Regions from separate parts of the Homo sapiens genome. Here region 1 is linked to region 2. A link is a loop called in an ENCODE intact Hi-C map of the cell type or tissue named here. Cell type or tissue: gastrocnemius medialis. All regions are shown on one strand. Each heading gives the region's core, and the rest is flanking DNA. Links, peaks and the distances in the headings are about the cores only.

Region 1 (7,254 bases), core at 2,700-5,199, 1.6 Mb after region 2:
AATGAATTCAGGCTGAGGTGCCTTTTAAACATCCAAGTAGAGATATTTAGCTCAGCAGATGGATGTATGACTCAGGCCCTGGGTGGCAAGGAGGAGCATCTGGGGCTGGCGTGTTAAGCATGGAGAGGAGACAGGAGAAGAGGGCAGAAGGCTGGGAAGTGGGATTAAATGCTGCATGTGAACGGATGAGGACAGAAATGGATACTTTAGAGCATCCTGTCAAGCCTTGGGGTGTCGGGTGATGAGTGTGTTTAGGAAATATTATTCTAGAGCAGTGCTTGTTTTTGTTTGAGGATTCAATAAAGGCTGTCACCTTGTTCCAGAAAAAGTACATGAACACACACGCAACATTTTGCATACAATTTCAGGGTGTCCGTGGGTCCCCAGAGGACATGCATGGGCCATTCTATTTCTATCAAACCTTACTTCATCCACCAGCCACAATCAAATTTCACTGTATCTCTCAAGTCCTGACCAGACCTCTGATGCAGTCACCCCACCCTCTCTGTCTGCATGAGATAGGAGCTGCACTCCTCTGAATCGAGACGGTTTTGAATTGAGACGGTTTTGAATGTCTATGTAGAATGCAGCTCGCCCTGCAGGTATTGCCTGTGTACATGTCTCATTTGGAAATGGTTCCCCTGAGGAATGAGAGGATGAACCCACAGAGTCTTTTGCTCTCTTATTCACCTGGGAGGTGATGTTATTCATCTATTTCCTAGATTTATTTGTTTTTTTGGTGTTTTTTGTTTTTGTTTTCGTTTTGAGATGGACTCTTTCTCTGTCGCCCAGGCTGGAATGCAATGGCGTGATCTCAACTCACTGCAACCTCTGCCTCCCGGGTTCAAGCGATTCTCCTGCCTCAGCCTTCTGAGTAGCTGGGATTACAGGTGTGCACCACCACACCTGGCTAATTTTTGTATTTTTAGTGGAGACCGGGTTTCACCATGTTGGCCAGCCTGGTCTCGAACTCCTGACCTCAAGTGATCCACCCTCCTCAGCCCCCTATAGTGCTGGGATTACAGGCATGAGCCACCATGCCTGGCCTTATTTCCTAGGTTTAAAGACAAAACTAGCTCGTTCTATTGTTTCCATCGACACAATTGCTTCCCCAATATATAATGGGCATTTGTTGCTATTGTTCTGTTTGTTTTGGCGGTCCAGCTTCCAGCATCCATTCTATTTGGGAGGATTCCCCGGTGACTCTTGGCAGGAATCCATCAGCCCCTCTGGAAATGGAAGGAATGGAAGGAACCAGGTGTCCCTCTTGTCCCCCACCCCTGCAGAGGTCACAGCCTTCCTATCCTGCCCAGCCCAGTGGGGCTTTGAAGGCTAGGGTGCAGGAACAGAAGAGAACTTATTTTTGGCCATGGCAGCTAGGCCAGGAGACCATCTGTGAGAGTAGCATCCTGTGTCCTGTGGCAGCAGTCCCGGCCACGGTATCCTCACCACAGCCTGGCCACAGCTTGGCCTCGCCTGCATCTCCTGCTGCCAGCCGCCTTGATACCTGCCCATTTTCCCCATGCGGTTCTCCAGCCTTCCGACTGATAAGTTCTGCACATATTTCCCCATGTCCATTGCCTGCACGAGTCAGCCAGGTCAGCTCTGTCGCTTCCACCAAGACCTCTCACTGCAGTGGCTGTGCTGAGCTTGCAGCTGACGTCTGCTCTACAGTGTCAGCACTTGGGATTCTTCTTCTGTTGGGGGTCCCTGAAGGTGGGATTCCTGGCCTGTCGAAGCATTGCTGTGTGACACATGCCAGATCCTTGCGGTTGCCTGTGAAGCTCGGAGCCCTCCATATCGAGGGAGGAAGGCTTTCCTTCCAGCAAAGTCTTGTGGCTTTCAGCGAGAGCGACTATGCAGCAGCCAGACCAACTACAGAGGTCACAACAACAACCCCTGTCCCGATGACAATCCTGTGATTTTCCTGGCTCAAAATGAAGTTTGACAAGTCTTGTTTTATACTCTTGTCATCACTGGGATTTCTTCTGACTTTACAAGACCAACAGGAATTGGAGTCAGACTCACAGGGGAGCCTGAGAGCCTCTCTATCCCACACCGCTGTGGGAGCCACGCCCAGGTGGGGCCAGGGCTGCAGAGGGGGAAGCTGGGAATGGCTGGGCAAGGATAGAGGCAGCTCAGCTTCCCCTAAGCCTGGGGTGGCCTGAGGGGCCCCCTGCACTATGCTGGAACGTACCTTCCTTTCCAAGGAAGGAAAACAGCAGCTTCTGACTCATGACTGTGTCCTCCTGCAGACAAGTACACAGCTCATCCCCTCAGAGTGTCTGAGTGCTGAGCTCACATCTCATGGTGGGGTGTTGCGGCCATGTCGCTGCCCCATCCCACGGGCATGGTGAGGATTCTGTTACTGCACACTCTTTAGGGTCCTTTATAGTTAATAAAATATTGAACCACTTCCATACTGGTTGGTAAACAGCTGCTGCCCTGAGCTGCCCCCACCTCCGACCCAGTGGCCACCTGCCCATCATTCTCCTGGTCCTTTCCCAGGACTGGCCAGGTGTCCCCACAACCTAGCAGCTAAGGGTCCTACCTGGCACAGATTCTGGTGGGTCAGGGCCCATGGTTAAGTATTTGGGGGTATCACCCCACCCACGAGTGTTCTCAGCACGCACTCACTCCTGCCTCTTCTCTGGTCCCCACACACTCAGCCACCCTGTCCCACCTCTTCTCACCACCAAATTAATATGCTCATCCTTCTCACCTCATCCTAGCCCCACCTCCTTCAAGAATCAGTCCTGAGTCCATAGCCCCTGCATCTCCCCCTCACACCCAGAGCACTCCGCCTCCTACAGATAGCGCTTCCCAAATACGTCTCTCTCAAAGCTCTTTATGAGTCTTCAATATTTCCTTGGCCGGCTGGCCGATTGATTGGTTACAGAGCCTTGCCTTCTCATTTTCTGGCAGCAGATAAGTGAGGCCGGGACCTCTGGGGCCAGAGGCAGAGAGGCAGAGGTCCCAGGCCACACCTGAAAAGGCCGCCTGAGAAGGGAAGTTTCTGAAAGAGGCCAAGCAAGAGGGACCCCAATGCTGGGGCACTGTGAGCAGTGCTGAGCTGGTCAGTGGTCAGAACAGGTAAACTGGTGGGGCTCAGGCAAAGAGAAGGTCAAAGTGCAAGTCACACCTGGAGCAGGCGGGCATGACGCAAGGCCAGCTCAGCCACAAACCCCGTGTTGGGGGCAGGTGCCTTCCCTCTGGATCAAGATGTCCTGGAAGTGATTGGCTCCTGTTGGACAGGCAAAAGGTTAAGCAACACTCATCCTAGCTTCGAGCTGTCCCTCCCACCGACCTGAGTGGCAAGGAAGTTGCAGGGAAGGGGGCCTTGCTCTGTGCCACAGCTAATACCTGAGAATAGAATTTGGGAAACTTGAATCACAGTTTCCCATAACGTGTCGCGATTGCTTAGAAACTACGTGTCTCCCCTCCCCACAGTCGTCGGGGATCAGTGGCTCCTGACGCGTTTGCTTTAAATCTCTCTGTTCCCTGCCAATTAGCCAGTTTGACTTTCTGCTGTGGCAGGGATGAAAGTCACACTATTCAGCGCTAGACACGGATGCTGGGGGAGGAATCTCATTGCTGTGGAGATGGAATCTGGGCTTGGCACTGCCTGTTCAGCTGCTGAGTGTTACTTTGGGTTGACTCACAGCCCAGCATGAAGCAGGAGGCCAATCTTCGTGCACTCCACAACTCTTCCCTCCCCAGCTTTATCCAGACTGTGTCTTCTGCTGACCAGCTGTTTACGCTTGTACTTGATATGCGCTTGCCAAAGCCTGCAGCATAGAAGCCCACAGCTCAGTCCAAAGCAGCCAACCTTCGGCCTACTAGGATCTTAGCCACACCCCAGAGTCCCAGAGAGAAGTGACTCAGGTTGGACACAGTGGCTCCAAATGACCTCAGGTGACTCACAGCAAACAGATTAAAGGTGACACCCAGTGTCTCACCTATCAACTCAATTTGTCATTGAGTTGGCAGCCATGGCTGCCACCATTTCCCAGCTCGTTCACCCAGCTGTTTTTAAATATGGGCACACCAGCTTAAATCCCAATCTTGCCTGTCCTAACACCACAAGTCTCAACTCTGGCTGCAGGTTAGAATCACCCGAGGAGCATTTGAAACCACTGAAACCCCAGGCCTCCCTCCTGCAGAGATCTCAATCTAATTGGTCCAGGATGGGCCTGGGCATCTGTATGTTTTCAGAGCTCCTCAGGTGGGATGTTTGTTTGTTTGTTTGTTTGTTTGTTTGTTTTGTAGAGATGGAGTTTCCCCATCTTGCCCAGGCTGGTCTCAAACTCCTGAGTTGAAGCGATCCACCCGCCTCGGCCTCCCAAGGTGCTGGGATCACAGGTGTGCGCCACTGTGCCCAGCCCCCAGGTGGTTTTAATGTTCAATGGTCCTGAGAACCAGGGATCTGCCATCCAATTCTGTGAGGAAGGAGGATGCCAGACAGATATGCTATTTTCATATCCAATTCAGTCACCAGCACGTCTGCAGCCTGGCTCATGCCTTCAGTAGAGGACCTTCTGGTGTGAACACTTGCTCATTTCTGACCCAGAATCTTCCATAAATTTTTCTGCATCCAACTCTTTCTCCTTGGGTTTTAGTAATCTGTAAGTTTCTGCTTAATTTTCTGGATTAGGAGTTGAGAGTCCCAGCTTGTGAAACACACATTGCCAAAAAACCTAGTTATGGAAAAACTGGCTGAGATGAGAAAGATCTTGTTCTTACATAATTATGGATTCTCAATCTGTTCCATTTTGTTTATATTTGTTTCTCTGGAGAAATACTTTGTTATACATCATATATATTTTTTGATCTATATATATCTTTGTTTTAGCTTTATTAACTTTGGAGACTCGAACATACACAAAAGTAGACAGGATAGTATCATGAACTACTACAAACCTACCCACTCTCCTGCCCCAGCAATGGCTTAACCCAGCCCCATCCCCACACCCATCAGTTCACTCCATCTTCTATTATTTTCAGTCAAATACCAGATATCATACTATTTTATCTGTGAATGTTTTAGCAGATCACTCGAAAAGAACTTCTTGGGTATCATAACCACCATTCTACTGCACAGCAAAACTAGCAATAATTCCTAGAATTTAAATTTCCCAATTGTCTTAAAACTGTCCTGTGTGAATTATTAAAAAGAATTTGAGCCAGGCACAGTGGCTCATGCCTGTAATCCCAGCACTTTGTGAGGCCAAGGCAGGTGGATCACCTGAGGCCAGGAGTTCGAGACCAGCCTGGCCAACAGGGTGAAACCCCATCTCTACTAAAAATACAAAAATTAGCCGAGCGTGGTGGTAAGTGCCTCTAATCCCAGTTACTTGGGAGGCTGAGGCAGGAGAATCACTTGAATGCGGAAGGCAGAGGTTGCAGTAAGCTGAGATGGCGCCATTGCACTCCAGCCTGGGCAACAAGAGTGAAACTCTGTCTAAAAAAAAAAAAAGAATTTGAATCAGGGTACAAATGAGATGCAGATGTTGAAACTGGCTGATATAACTTTTTAGTCTGTTTTAGTCTATAGATTACCCCTCCTTTTTTTTTTTTTTTTTTTTTTTTGAGATGGAGTCTGGCATTGTTGCCCAGGCTGGAGTGCAGTGGCTTGATCTCGGCTCACTGCAGCCTCCACCTCCCGGTTTCCAGTGATTCTCCTGCCTCAGCCTCCCAAGTAACTAGAATTACAGGTGCTCACCACCATGCCTGGCTAATTTTTGTATTTTTAGTAGAGACGGGGTTTCACCCTGTTGGCCAGGCTGGTCTCGAACTCCTAACCTCAGGTGATCCACCCACCTCGGCCTCCCAAAGTTCTAGGATTACAGGCGTGAGCCACCACGCCCGGCCTCCATGTTCCATTTTTGAGGAACTGCCAAACTGTTTTCCAAAGCAGCATCACCATTTGACATATTCAGTTTGATGAATTTTTACACATAGTACACACCCATATCCCCACCACGAGATCAGGAATAGGGCATCAGCACTCTAGAATCCTCCCTGTCATCCTTGCACTCTAAAGGTAACCCTATTTTGACTTCTGTCACTCTGGATTAATTTTGATGGCCAGGACTTGAGAGGTGATCCGAGGAATGCTTCCACTGGAGAACTCAGCGTTAGCAAAGGCACAATGGCCGAGGCAGGGCAACCCCAGCTTTACATTCTGCAGGACAGGGACCCAGATTCTCTTGTGGTCCCACCAAGGCCTGGTGAGCAGGCAGGTCTCCTCCTCCCCTGCCCCGCTTCCTGCACAGCCAGCAGAACTTTTCAAAGGAACAGCAAGCAGGGGGGCTTCTTAATTGGGATCCCCTGGGAGGCAGAGGAGGAGATCCATGTGCGCGATGACTAAGTTTCATCCTAATGGAGGACTTTAGCATGCAGTGCCATGGCAAAACCTGGCTTGCGGTGGGAAGGGAATCTGTCCTTGCATGGCCCTGGCACAACTGTGTCCCCGGGCCTGTTAGGCTCTGCTCACCTCCTACAGCAGGCTCTTTAGGAAAGACCCAGGCTCCCAGAGCCCAGCTCACAGCCGCTGAGGCAGGACTTTCTGAGCAAGTCTCTCCTGACCACAGGGAACTGCTGTGTGGGCAATTTGGCAGCAAGGGCATCTGTTCTGCAGGGCAAAATGCTAGAGAACCAGCTGGAGAACCATGCTGCATGGGGAGGGCTCTCAGGTGGTGGCCCCTGGAGAGTCAGGCCTGCTGCAGCCCCATTACCTTGAGGCCTTTCTCCCAGCTCAGCAGTTCTCTGGCTTCCAGCCTTTTCCCTGAACTGACCTTCTGTCTCTGGCCTCACCCAAGCACACATGCAGAATGACACTGAAGTCACTCAAAACTGCTAGAGATATTTACCCCTGATCTGCAAACCCCCTAACTTGCCAATGATCTTTCCATCCCAGCCCCTAACTCTAATTTGCTTCCAAATTCCATCCTCAGCACAGTCTGAAATTGTCACTCCCCTCCAGCCCACTGCCTGGGAACTTACCAATTAGAGGTTAATTTGGGTACTCATTAAAAGATGCAAACAGGCTGGGTGTAAGGGCTCACACCTATAATCACAGCACTTTGGGAGGCCGAGGTGGGAGGATCACTTGAGCTCACAAGGGGTTGGAGACCGGCCAAGGCAACGTGGTGAGATCTCCGCCTCTACAATAAAAAATATTTTAAAATTAGCTGGGCATGTGCTTGTAGCCCTAGATACTCAGGAGGCTGAGGCAGGAGGATCACTTGAACC
Region 2 (7,254 bases), core at 1,774-4,273:
AGGATGGGGATGAAGAGAGGCCCTCCTTCCTTCTCGAGTAACCGCATTTCCTTCCCGTGTCCCCATGCTGCCAATGTTCCTGGAACAGCGTCTGCCCTTGCTCCTCAGACTGCTCTCTGGCCATCCCCACAACCCTCAGTTGAAGCCGTTCTAGGGAAGCTCCTTGGTGACCTTCTCTTCAGCCACTCCAGTGATCTCTCCCCGCCCTCCTGGCCTCTCTCTGGTACAGATGTTATTACTGCCTGCTTTGTCTTCCCATGGCGAGCATTTGTCAACTTTCGTGCCACATTTTGTGGTTGCTCTCCTTTGTTGCTTTCACGTTGCCACCCTCCCCTGGTTGGCTTGACACTGACCAGCCTTACTTGGCCCCCTTGCCCTGGTCCTAGCTTCACTTTCGACTGCTCTCCTGTGCCCACTGTCCACCCCCATCTCCTACCCCGGTCTCTCCTACAGACACATGTCAGGTCCTGACACTCTTCTGTTTAAAAAGCTGTTGAAGGCACTGTCACAAAGAAGTTGCTCAATCTTGCTTCTAAATGATGAGTGGATAAAGGGATCAATGAACAAACCTATCATTTCTCCCTTGCCAAAGCCAATGACTTTGTCCAAATGATTTGCCATCTGAACCCTCTGCATCTCAGACCTCACCTGTCCTAGACTCCTGGTTCTTCCTGATGGCCTCCACTCAGGTGTCTGGATACTGCCCCTCCCCCACCATCCCCAAGACTGAATCACCCCTCTCTCAACCTGCTTTGCCACTTGTGTTTACCTCACCCAGCAACCAGTCCCCCTCCCTGCCACCCACACCATCCCCCTCTTCAAAAACCCGTCATCCAGTTAGCTGACAAGTCCTATGAATTTGACCTCCGTGTTACCTCTTCAAAAGTCCTCTCCTTCTCCACCTGCCTTGTCTAGACCAGGCCCGACAGATGATGACGTATTTTTGGGTCACTGCATCAGTCCCCACCTTTCATGCTCTCAGAAGTTTTAGTATGCTCAATCTTTTCATACTCCAGCTATCTTCCTCACTGCTACTAAGGTTAGTTTTCTAAGGCACAGTTCTGGTCTGAACATTTTGCTCCTCCTCAAATCTCTTCCATGACTCCCCACTGTCAATGAATAATGTCCAAACTCACTGCATTCAAGGCCTTCCAGGCTCCAAACCCAAACTCACCTCACATTGCCCTCCACTCCCGCCACTCCAGCTGCAATGAACTTCAACCTGAATCCACCACTCACCCATGCACCCACCTCTGACCAGGAAGCAGGACGACATTTTATTTATCTCTGCAAGCTCCACAGTGTCTGGCATCTCTCAATAGACATCTGTTCAGCTGAACAGAGAATCTCTGCCCTTTGACCATGCTGGAAGCCCATGCGGAAATCAAGTCAGGGCACATTTTTGTCCTCTGATTAAAATGTATCCTTATTAAGTCAACCACTGGGGCGTGTGCCCTGCCCAAGGGAAACCACCACAGCTCCCTGGAAGCAGGCAATTAAGACTCTGGGAGTGTGTTGCTTTTCTCCAGGAGCAGTCAGCACCCAGCCCTTTTCTTTCATCACTTTACACAGGAGCTACTGGAAGACCTCTAGCTGCTCCCTAATGGCAGAAAACCAGGCAACACCAGGCTGGTCTTCACGAAACTATGGAGTGACTGCTATCTTGGGGCCAAAAGAGCTCAAGAGAAAGCACACTTCCCAGGGGTGACACCGATGGCATTCAATTCCAGCTTTTATAACGTTTTAAGGAAAATGGTCCAGCCTCCAGATATTTTTATGGTAAGCCCATGAGGATCCATTACCTTAACCACTTCCAACACCGTGGATTATCCATGGAGAAGACCTCAAAAACAGCAGCTGACTGCTGAGAAAGGGGCCCACCTCCTTTTTCCAGAGAGAGACAGGAGACATCCTGGAGTCCTGTCTTCCTCCCTGACATCTCACCTTCTAGCAAAAGCCACAGAAGGTAACAGCCCAGACTCTGTACCCTCACAGGGCGTCCCTGCTTCCAAACCTGCATTCAAGGACCTGCCATTTCTGGGCTCCCTCCTCCCCCAGCTCTGCCTCATCCCTCAACATGAGCCTCTGCCCAGCTGGACGAGTCTCCTCAACACGCCACCTCGCCCTGCCCACAGAGGGCCTTGGCTCTCACCTTCTCGCCTGCCTATAAGGCCCGCCCACATTCCTCCTCTCTCCCAGCCAAACCCCATCTGTCCTTCAACACCAAGTAGAAGTCCCCTCCTACACACACTCCTCTCTGACCAGTGAAAGAGCTCCGTGAGCCCAGCAAACTCCTGTGGCATACCCTGGGTACCTATCCCTGGCCGCCTCTCACTGGCCATGGGCTCTGGGGATCTCACGCTCCTGGCCACGCCTGCAGTGGTGAGTGCGGTGCTGGGCACCCAGCAAGTAGGCCCGCAGTGGCTGCTGACAGATGGATGGACTGCCACACAGTCCAGCAGCAGCCACACACCAGCTACCAGCAGCCCCACGGGTGGCCCAGGAGTGAGATGGGACAACGGGAAGGAAGCAAACTAACTTTTACTGAAGTCCAAATCACACTAGCATGGTGGCACTTGCATATGGGAGACCTCACTTCACACTTGGCAACGGTCCTCTTAGGTGGATGTTATCATCCCATGTTTACAGACAAGGAAACTGGGGCCCACGGCTGGGGCACTGATAAGTGACTTTCCAAGCCACACACAGTAAGCAGAGAGGCCTGGATTTGAAACCACATCACTGATCTCCTCAGAGCCTCGAAGAGAGAAGACCTGCCCTTCCCCACCCCTATGCTGCTGTGCTGTGTACCCCTTGCTCCGGCCAGGCCTTCGGCCATAAAAAGTCCCATTCTATTCCCACTGAAGGGCACTCCTGAGGCCCACGGAGAAGCCCCTTGACCCGGAAGTTCCAGCCTCTAGGTTGCCAAGCTCCAGCCAGAACCTGCAGCCAACCAGCCCCTCCCTCTCCCACGCCTTTGTTTCCTTCCAGCTGGGCTCTGGCTCCAACCTGATGGGGACCTGACACAGCTGGCCCGCCCTTCAGGGCCCAGGTGTTTGCTAAACAGGCTGGGCTGGTAGAAGCTCACTGTTTGCTCATAGTGACAAGGGGCTGGAGACAGAAGAAAAGGACAGTCACACATGCCACTCAGGGAGGCCAGACTTGTGTGTGGGCCTGTCCCCATCATACCAAAAGCACTCTCTCCTCCCCCTGCTTCGCATGGGCCCTCGCTTTTCAGCTCTTCATGGACAGAGTGCAAGGACAGGCTCCAGCCCCCAGAGGGCAGCAGGCAGGGCAACAGGGCTATGTCTCTGGCCCACCAGCAGTCTCCAGGTCAGCCTCTGCCAAGGGCACACAGGTTCTTCATGGCCCCGAATCTCTGGATATTGGAATCTGTTTGAGTAGTGTTTTCCAAACACTAGAAACAACCTTGTAATGAGCTGTCAAATCAATGTATTTAATCACAGCCGGATTTAAAAAAAAAAATAGAACAGAAAATATCACAGTTTAACTGCACTTAGTAAGAATCTTGTTTTATGAAACTTCTGGTTTAATGATAATAGATACATACCAACTTTGGGATCACAATGTAAAAATGTGTATTGCTTACAGTTGGTCACAGTAAGAAACTATTTGAGAGCCGCTGCATAGGACCTCAGAGCAGAGACCTGCCAGCTCAAGCCACTTGGCCTATGGACTGGGCACTGGGTGCCTCCCCCTGGCCAAAACTGAGCCACAGGTTCCTCAGGAGAGGCAGGAAAGGCTTTGCCGGGGGAGGCCACCGTGTTGGTCTGTGGACAGATGACTACCAGACTGGCCCTGCCAGGTGCTGCCCGTCTGGAGGCAGGGGAGGGCTGAGGAGCCCAGCGAGGGCCCTCCCAGTGCCCCTCCCACAGCCAGCCAGGCAGTTCAGGAGATGGTGACTCACCTGAGGCATCCAGGCTGCGTGCGCTGCGTGACATGGGGTGGCGCTGAGGAGCCTCTGACCTCCTGGGCCTAGGCCGCCTCCTTCATCCCTGCTGTGCCCAGCCTCTCCCAGGCAGAGTCAGAAAGCTCAGGTGTCAGGCCCTACAGAACTCCAATCGGTTGTCTTGCCCTGGCTGCTGTACCAGTGTCAACCCCTCCCCTGGGGGCTGGGCAGTGGCTGCACCCCTGCGGCTCATGCTCACTGGGAGAAAAATATCAGCCTGTGAATGATGGTTCCTTGTGCCACACTAACTTGCCCACAGCTTCCCACTCAGGGCCACTCACCCTGGTTCAGCCAAAGGAACAGAGTGCCCTGTTTGAATATTCTCAATTACACACCTTAGGGCCAAAGATAGCACCATGTCCCTGCCAGGAAGGCCTTTCATTTCAAAGGGATGATTGACATGCAGACTCTCTGCTGCCACTTTTCAATGACACGGCAGTAGCTGTTGGTTCGCTATCAGGAGACCAACCTGGTCTCAGCTAAACCTGGGGCCTGGGGGGCCCTGACCCTATGTGGTAACAGTTTAGGAAGGGACTTCTATTAGGTGTGGAAACCCTGAATCCAGTGGGGGTTGCACTGGGCTCGAGGAACAGAAAGGTCACATGGAGTTAGAGCTGGATGTTCCTGGTGGAGCCACGGCCTTACTTCCCGGATGGATGCTGCTGGGGTAATTAAGCTGAGTTCTGGCTCACAGTTCTGCTTGAAACTTGGCTGCCCCTACCCCCAGCTCAGAGGTATCTTGTTCCAGGGACAATGCTTGGCATTTCAGCTTTCAAAGGCATTTCCTAATAATCCTTAATGGCTACAGAAGAAACTGGTTTTCTAGATGCCATTCTGGTGGGAGGGTACATATTATTTATAGCTGGTGCTACAGAGACAGAGATTTGAATTTGGCTTCTCTAATCTGGAAGAAAACTAATTGGATTGGAGCCAGGCCTGAGCCCAGGGGAGGGCCCTCACCATAACTGCAGCAGCCTTGCTGCCCTGGGCTATCCAGGGCCTCCTATTTGAGAGCCTTGGAAGCTGTTCAGACGTTAATTAAGCTGTTGATGCCCTGCACTGGGCAGGCTGGCAGGTAAGGCATCATCAGAGATCTCGTGCCACTTTCCACCAGAGCGGGGGTGACAAAGCCCTCATGCCTTGGGTGTGATAACTCCCGTGCCGGGGATCCCTGCTGCCTGAGGCACTGACATTCTGACAGTGGGGTGAGGCTACCCTGACAGGTCCCTTCTTAGCTACCTGTGGTTCAAGGCATTTTTGCCTGAGGAGGCTGAGGCTTGCCAGAGTGTCTGGGGTCCCTTTGTGGGGGACCACTAGGCTTCTAGAGTCTGACCCTGCCCACAGGTGGGTCAGAGCCTGAATCCTGGTTTTATAGAGTTAGATCAGACCTCTTAAGGCTTGGAGGTCAAGAGGGAGAGCAATTGAAGAGGACCTTGGGAGGTGGGAGCTCTCACCAGCCCAAGTGATGATCACCTCCCAGCTCAAATCAGAGCAGCTGAAATCTGCCCATCCCGACACATCCCACATGGTCCCTTTCCCTTATAAAGGGAAACAAAGCAGGCCCAGCCTGCCTTCCCCTCCTGTCAGTCACACACCCTCACAGTCGGGAAGCCAGGGATGTTGAAGTCTCTGCAGACTGCACTGTTGGTCTCCTCAGCACAGTCCAGGGCGGCGAGATACAGGGCCGGCCTCCAGGCTGAAAGGACAAAAAACCCAGGGGTAAATAAGAGGGGCTGGTACCCCCTCTGCCCGCCCATCTCCCCTAATGCAATGCCTCACCCCTGCCAACCTCAAAGCACCTGATCCCAAAGCTCTTATGACAAAGGTCACACCTTCCTTGGAAAAGGACCTCTGAGATATTCCAGTTGGTCTGCATTTCTAGCGTCTCACAAAAGGGAACCTGTGTTTTGGATGATTAGCATAAGTCATACTGCCTCATAATGGTATCTGTTTCTCCATTACTAATCGGGGCCAGGGATGGGGGCTGAGAGATGTTGAAGGAGTTTGCCCTGCTCCTCGCCATCCCCCCAGCCCCCCACCCCCCAGGAAAAGCCCTGGTATTGCCTTTGTCCCTGGGGCTCTAAATGGGATCAGTTCCAGAGGGTGGAGAACATGCCTTAGGGGATCTGGAATTCCCCAGGGGACCCTTAGGGAAGTTTCCTGGGGCCAGAGATACTGGTAGTGGGCAGAGCTTGAGTGACTGGGGTAAAGGGTATCAGGAACTGGGTCCCCAGACAGAAACAGGAGCATCTGGAATCCAGGAACTGCGGGGAAAGAAGCCTTGAGGCCAGAGTCTGGCCCCTGCATCAGGCCCCGGGCCACAAGGCTGCTGGCCGCTGAAACATTGGCAGAGAGAATAATGGCACCATTCTGGGCCACAGCCCAGGAACTGAGAAGAAACAAGCTCATATACCAGGCAGCTCTCCTGAGCTCAGGTTCCAGGTCAGGTGCCCCGTGAGCATCCACCAAAGTTCCACCCACATGGAGGCTGCTCCAGCTGGAAGCCAAGGTGCGCACAGAGGAAGACACACAAGCCGTGAGAGGGCAGTGGCAGGGGCCAAATCATGTGGCACAGAACTCTCAAGTTTGGAGAGGTCGGCCCTGCAGACCAAGGCATGGGCTCAGCAGGAAAGGTGGAAACAGAGTTGAACCTAGACCGTCGGTCCAGTGGGCAGGGAACTGCCTGAGCAAGGTGGAGGAGGAGAGGACTGGCAGAAACCAGGCTGCCTGGAGAGGAGGGTTTTTGGGAGGCATGGGAGCCAGAATAGAAGGGAGCAAGAAGAGACCAGACTGGGAGTGTCTGCCTGGACAGCTCAGGATGACGTCCATGGCAGCTGGACCCACATGCGTCTCTGAAGCAGATGAGAGGAGGAGGAGGCCTGCCTGGTGGCAGGCACAATTCCCATTTGAAGCTCATGCCCCAGGGGCAGGGAGTGGAATTTACACAGGCAGCCCACCCAGCACCCATTAAGTACAGAACACTAATATCTGAATAACATCCCTGATAGTCACAGTTTTAGCAGGACCTCTGACCCCACCTGATATGGTCTGGATCTTGTCCCCTCCAAATCTCATGTTGAAATGTGATCTCCAATGTTAGACGAGGTGAAAGGTATTAGATTAGGTAGTGAAAGGTATTAGATCTTGGGGGCAGATCCCTCATGAACAGCTCGGCACTGCCCCCTTGATAACGAGTGAGTTCTCACTCTGAGTTCTCATAAGATCTGATTGCTTAAAATAGGGTGGCACTTCCCAACCCCCTCCTGCTTCCTCTCCTGCTTTGC

The links. A loop is a pair of places that touch in the nucleus more often than their neighbours do. Peaks named below come from ENCODE experiments on the same cell type or tissue, not always from the same donor. Only the 100,000 strongest peaks of a DNase experiment are listed, where the experiment ranks them.
Region 1: a loop joins it to region 2, with 10 times the contacts of the local background. A loop is called at or near these places in 1 of 110 quality-filtered maps.

The regions. Positions count from the first base shown.
Region 1 is chr1:178,533,637-178,540,890 of GRCh38, reverse strand. LOC124904460 (a long non-coding RNA gene) reads left to right here. Exons shown (of 2, transcript XR_007066748.1): 2 at 1-328. Among named protein-coding and RNA genes, the nearest start is that of C1orf220, 5.5 kb to the left of the region's middle. RefSeq lists an enhancer at 3,303-4,502. In gastrocnemius medialis, for the core only: no CTCF peak of the experiment used is centred there; DNase peaks (open chromatin) are centred at 3,190 and 3,900; H3K4me3 peaks cover 363 bases; H3K27ac peaks cover 1,815 bases.
Region 2 is chr1:180,164,903-180,172,156 of GRCh38, reverse strand. QSOX1 (quiescin sulfhydryl oxidase 1) reads right to left here. Exons shown (of 12, transcript NM_002826.5): 2 at 5,566-5,666. Among named protein-coding and RNA genes, the nearest start is that of QSOX1, 14 kb to the right of the region's middle. RefSeq lists enhancers at 3,818-4,475, 4,476-5,131, 5,132-5,789, 5,790-6,447. In gastrocnemius medialis, for the core only: a CTCF peak has its summit at 3,276 (motif pointing right); DNase peaks (open chromatin) are centred at 3,275 and 3,886; H3K27ac peaks cover 2,167 bases.